Regions from separate parts of the Homo sapiens genome. Here region 2 is linked to region 1. Evidence: read pairs that join two places in POLR2A ChIA-PET (ENCODE). Cell type or tissue: B cell. All regions are shown on one strand. Each heading gives the region's core, and the rest is flanking DNA. Links, peaks and the distances in the headings are about the cores only.

Evidence for each region. ChIA-PET counts read pairs that join two places held together with the same protein. Peaks named below come from ENCODE experiments on the same cell type or tissue, not always from the same donor. Only the 100,000 strongest peaks of a DNase experiment are listed, where the experiment ranks them.
Region 2: POLR2A ChIA-PET joins it to region 1 with 11 read pairs; 1 of 35 experiments calls an interaction of 5 or more read pairs at or near these places.

The regions. Positions count from the first base shown.
Region 1 is chr19:3,370,088-3,372,975 of GRCh38, reverse strand. The region is part of intron 1 of NFIC (nuclear factor I C); the gene reads right to left. Among named protein-coding and RNA genes, the nearest start is that of NFIC, 4.9 kb to the right of the region's middle. RefSeq lists an enhancer at 2,016-2,065. In B cell, for the core only: no CTCF peak of the experiment used is centred there; a DNase peak (open chromatin) is centred at 1,716.
Region 2 is chr19:1,724,061-1,726,972 of GRCh38, reverse strand. No RefSeq gene overlaps it. Among named protein-coding and RNA genes, the nearest start is that of ONECUT3, 28 kb to the left of the region's middle. RefSeq lists a silencer at 1,162-1,261 and an enhancer at 1,024-1,523. In B cell, for the core only: no CTCF peak of the experiment used is centred there; a DNase peak (open chromatin) is centred at 1,282; H3K4me3 peaks cover 349 bases; H3K27me3 peaks cover 1,773 bases.

The DNA.
Region 1 (2,888 bases), core at 234-2,733:
CTACTTGGGAAGCTGAGGCGGGAAAATCGCTTGAACCCGGGAGGCGGAGGTTGCAGTGAGCCCAGATTGTGCTACTGCACTCTAGTCTGGGCGACAGAGCGAGACTCTGTTTCAAAAAAAAAAAAAGTCTACTATGAAAGTGGGGACTATCATTGCACCCACTACCTCGAGGAGGAGACTGAGGCATGAAATCTTCCACCAAAGTCACACAGTCAGGGAGGAACTGAGCTGGGACTGGTCCCTGGGCCTCCTGGCACCCCCCCACCCCACTCCTGGGCCCCTTGAGCAAACAGTCTCGGGCCAGAGCGTCCAGTGACACCTGGTCTGCACCGTGCACACTCTCCGAGTCCCACGTGGTTCCCTTCCCCTTGTTTGATCCCCGAGGTCGGTCGCACACCACATCCTCAAGGAGTCCTGGTCACCTCGTTTCCTGCCCGTCCCCGACCCGGCCTAGACTGTCGGTCCCACAAGGGCACAGCTTTGATCTGTTAGCATCTCCAGCATCCAGACCACTGAAGCAATGCTCCCATCTTCTGCCTCTGGGACCCCCCTTATCCATGCACCCCCATGTGTAAGGAAGGCTGGTACCCACACAGGGCTGGTCAAACTCAGGGAGACCCTGGACAGGGCTGGGCAGGGAGAAAAGACTAACAGAGGCCGGGCACGGTGGCTCATGCCTGTAATCCCAGCACTTTGGGAGGCCGAGGCAGGTGGATCACCTGAGGTCAGGAGTTTGAGACCAGCCTGGCCAACATGGTGAAACCCCGTCTCTACTAAAAATACAAAAGTTAGCCAGGCGTGGTGGCACGTGCCTGTAATTCCAGCTACTTGGGAGGCTGAGGTAGGAGAATCGCGTGAACCCAGGAGGCGGAGGTTGCAGTGAGCTGAGATCACGCCACTGCACTCCAGCCTGGGCGACAGTGCAAGACTCCGAGAGAGAGAGAGAGAGAGAGAGAGAGAGAGAGAGAGAGAGAGAGGGAGAGAGAGGGAGAGAGAGAGAAAGAGAAGGAAAGAAGGAAGGAGGGAGGGAGGGAGGGAAGGAAGGAAGGAAGGAAGGAAGGAAGGAAGGAAGGAAGGAAGGAAGGAAGGAAGGAGAGAGAAAGAAAAAAGAAAGAAAAGAAAAACTAACAGAAATGCCACAGTAGAGAGGGGTCTGAGCCTGGGCCTTTCCAGGTCACCACTGTCCTTGTCACCCAGCCCAAAGCTGGGCTTACGCTGCGCAAATACACACAGAGGGAAGGGAGGGAAACTGGAAAATGCCTCTGGGGTGTTCAATGCAATTACTAGTTTAGCAACAACCATAAGCACAGCAGCACTTATTTGGCACCTACTGTATACCAGGTGTCGGACTAAGGTACATCGATGTCTCTGAGGAAAGTGCCATTATGTTTTTTATTTTATGTTGGCGGAGAAATGGAGGCTCGGGAAGACCAAAGTCCCGCCTCTCAACCAAAAACATTCATTCATTCATTCATTCATTCATTCATTCGTGCAACAGGTATTTATTGGGCACCTACTGAGTACCAAGCCCTGCACTGTGGACCTCAGAAATGTCCTGCCTCCCCGGAGGCTGCAGTGAGCCAAGATCGCACCGCTGCACTCCAGCCTGGGCGACAGAGCGAGACTCTACCTCAAAAAAAAAAAAAAAAAAAAATTGTGCTGCCTCCCTGAATCTGCAGCAGCCCTGAGGAAGTGGGGGTTTCTGCTGACTTCATTTCAGGGCAAGAAACGGTCCGGGGGTGGGGGCAGGTCACCCACCAGAGTCAGGAAAGAGGAGAATTAGTTTAGCAACAATCACAAGCACAGCAACACTTATTTGGCACCACTCTATAGCAGTTATTTGGCACCTTCTCTATACCAGGTACTATATTGGGTTTGGCACCTCCTGAGCAAGATTTTCAGGCAGATGTGAGGGGCACTCTAGGTCTGTGTGTTGGTGACCCCCATCAAGGCAGATCCGAGGCAGGCAGAGCTGTGTCCTCGTCCGTATGGGTGTCAGGGAGTGTGCACGCGTGTGCGCCCAGCGTGTGCTCATGGATGTGAACTGGTCAGGACTTGGGTGCCCGCACGCTGTGTGCTCAGGGCAGATGGGCACCCAGGTGAGGTCGGCGTGGACACAGGCAGGAGAGTGGGGGGCGGGCCGTGTCCGGGGCAGGAGGCCCAGGCAGCATTTCCCATCCATTTGGTGTGAGACAGGGAGGGAGGCCAGCTCAGAGAGACAGAGAGAGAGAAAGAAGAGGAGGAACAGAGAGAGAGGAAGGGAGGGAGAAAGAAAGAGACAGACAGAGAGAAAGAAGAGGAACAGAGAGGGAGGTAGGGAGGGAGAAAGAGAGAGAGAAGAGAGAAGGAGAGAGGGAGAGAAGGGAGACGGGGAGAGAGAGAGAAAGGAAGAGGGAAAGACGGAAAGGGAGACAGAGAAGGAGAGAGGGAGAGAGGAGGAGAGAGCGAGATGGGGGGAGAAAGGGAGGGAGACAGAGAGAGAGAGAGAGAGAGAGGAGAACGCTGACTCTGCCAGAATCCCAGCTTTGGTGATTTACAGGGCGCTTGGCCCTGGCGCGCAGAGGCACCTCCGCCGCAGAGAGGGGAGGGGGAGAAACAGAGAGAGATGCACAGAGAGACCCAGAGGGAGATACAGCGGGAGAGTGGTGGAGCCTTGTAGAGAGTGAATCAGAGGCCACCAGGCCCCGGGTGGGGGGCACACGGGGAGAGAGCGCCCACCTGCCCAAGCCGCCAGATGGAAAATGGCCTGAACCCCAGCTCTGCCAGCCCCACTGTGCCACCTCGGGCAGGCCCTGGCCCTCTCTGACTCTTAGCCCCTCTCCCGGCACTGAGGGGCTGCAGGCCCCCTGCTCCTGGTAGGCACCCCCCAAGCTCCCTCTAAGAACCTA
Region 2 (2,912 bases), core at 200-2,699, 1.6 Mb after region 1:
CCCGAGTAGCTGGGACTACAGGCATTCACCACCATGCCCGGCTAATTTTTGTACTTTTAGTAGAGACGGGGTTTCTCCAAGTCGGCCAGGCTGGTCTGGAACTCCTGACCTCAAGGAATCCACTGCCTTGACCTCCCAAAGTGCTGGGATTACAGGCGTGAGCCACCGCGCCTGGCCCCTTCCTATTACTATTTTGAAATTTCATCTTTTTAATTTTAGATTCAGGAGTACATATGCGGGTTTGTTCCATGGGTATATGGTGTGATGCTGAGGTTTGGGATATGACCGATCCCGTCGTCATCCAGGTGCTAAGCATGGTACCCAGGAGTTTCTCAGCCCCTGTCCCCCACCTTCCCCGATTTAGAAGTCCTCAGGGTCTATTATTCCCATCCTCGTGTCCATGAGTACCCAATGTTTAGCCTCCACTGATAAGCGAGAACATGGGTACTTGGTTTTCTGTTTCTGCTTTCATTCGCTTAGGATAATGGCCTCCAGCTGCACGTATGTTGCTGTAAAGGACACGATTTCGTCCTTTTTCGTGGCTGTTCAACATCGCATTTCAATTTAAGGAACGGTCCCTCCTTATGGGGTGGTGGGTTCCAGGCTGCGACGGTGTGGGACCCAGCAACGCGGGAAGATGTTTTAGCTTTGCTTGGAGGGTGCAGATGTCAGCACGGCGTGGCAGAGAGAGTCTGAAGCCCTCGAGCCACACTCTCTGGGCTCCAGGCCCCTTGCACCTCATAAACCCTTTGCGCCTTGGGTAATCCCCGGGCCCTCGTGAGCCTCAATTTTCCTGTCTAGGGAATGGAGAGCAGCCCGCCCAGGGAGATGGCCGGGGCGGCGGTCAGGGGGTCCGTGCATGTCCGGGAGGAAGGTCCTGGCCGCCCCTGCCCCCACCCAGCCGTACCCTCGCCCCCCGCCGCTGGAACCGTGCGTCCCCAAGATAAGAGACGGGTCAATAAAGTTTTCTTCCAAGATGGTCCAGCTCTCTCCATCCTCTCGGGCCCCCTCCCCGCGCCGGGAAAGGTCAGATGCGAGGCGGCATCGACCCGCGCCCGGAGCCAGGCCCCCGGCCACGCCGAGCCCGCGCTGACCAAGTGACCACGCGCGGCCGGGGCCCGGGCCGCCGCCAGCCAATGGGAGCGCGCCGGGCAGAGGTTGCCGGGCAACGAGCCGGGGGGGCGGGGTCGGGCGGGTGCGGGGAGGCCCGAGCGCGGCCGATCGATCCCGCGGCCCCGCGCATGCGCCCCCGCGCGGCCCGGAGGGGGCTCGGCCGGCGCCCAGCTGTCATCGATCGCCGCGGCCCCAGGCACTGAATAAGCTCAGGAAGGGCTTCCGGGAAGGGCCCGGTGCTCCCGCCCCGCCCCATCTCTCCGTAATAGTAATGGCAGCAATAGCGTCGGCAGCATCGCCTCCCGCCTGCGGGACCGCGCCGCGGAGCCTCCCCCAGCACCCAGGCCAGGGCTTCATCGGGGTCCGCTGTATCCTGGAGGTGGCCGCAGGGGCCCCACAGTCGGGATTCCAATCCCGTTCCCACCACCCGCTACCTCGGGGCGGGGGGAGGCTGTGATCCCAGCGCTGTGGGAGTCCGAGGCGGGAGGATCGCTTGAGGCCTGGAGTTAAGAGACCAGTCCGGACAACATAGCGAGACCCACCCCACCCATATCTACAAAAATTTGCCAGGCGTGGTGGTGCCTTTGGTCCCAATGATTTGGGAGGCTGAAGCAGGAGGATTATTTGAGGCCAGGAGTTGGAGACCAGCCTGGGCAACATAGCGAGACTCCGATCTCTACAAAAAAATACAAAAATTAGCCAGGTGTGGTGGTGCCTTTTGTCCCAATTATTTGGGAGGCTGAGGTAGGAGGGTCACTTGAGCCCAGGAGGTCAAGGCTGCAGTGAGCTGATATCGCACCACTGCACTCCAGCCTGGGTGACAGAATGAGACCCTGTCTCTAAAAACAAAACAAAAAACCCCACAGATGTATTTTTCTACAGTCTAGAGGCCTGAAATTTGAAATCAAGGTGTGGGCAGGGCCATACTCCCTCCTAAAGCTCTAGGAGGCCGGGCGCCATCGCTCTTGCCTATAAAAACAGCACTTTGGGAGGCTGAGGTCGGAGGATCACTTGAGGCCAGGAGTTTGCGACCAACCTGAGCAACATGGCGAGATCTCATCTCTACAAAAATAAAAATTAGAAAAATAGCCAGAGTGGTGAGTTCCTGTGGTCCCATTACTTTTTCTTTTCTTTCTTTCTTTTCTTTTTTTTTTTTTTTTGAGATGGAGTTTCGCTCTTGTTGCCCAGGCTGGAGTACAATGGCACCATCTTGGCTCACTGCAACCTCCACCTACTGGATTCAAGCAATTCTCCTGCCTCAGCCTCCCAAGTAGCTGGGATTGTAGGCATGCACCACCACACCTGGTTAATTTTGTATTTTTAGTAGAGATGGGGTTTCACCATGTTGGTCAGGCTGGTCTTGAACTCCTGACCTCAGGTGATCCGCCCACCTCGGCCTCTCAAAGTGTTGGGATTACAGGCATGAGCTACCTGCCTGGCCATGGTCCCATTACTTTGGAAGGCTGAGGCAGGAGGATCTCTTGAGCCCAGGAGTTGGAGGCTTCAGTGAACTATGATTGCATCACTGCACTCCAGCCTGGGTGACAGAGCAAGACCCTCTCTCTCTCTCTCTCTCTTTTTTTTTTTTTTTTTTTTTTGAGACAGGGCTTTGCTCTTGTTGCCCAGGCTGCAGTACAATGGCACCATCTTGGCTCACTGCAACCTCCGTCTCCTGGGTTCAAGCAATCCTCCTGCCTCAGCCTCCCGAGTAGCTGGGATTACAGGCATGCGCCACCACGCCTGGCTACTTTTGTATTTTTTGTAGAGACGGGGTTTCACCGTGTTGATCAGGCTGGTCT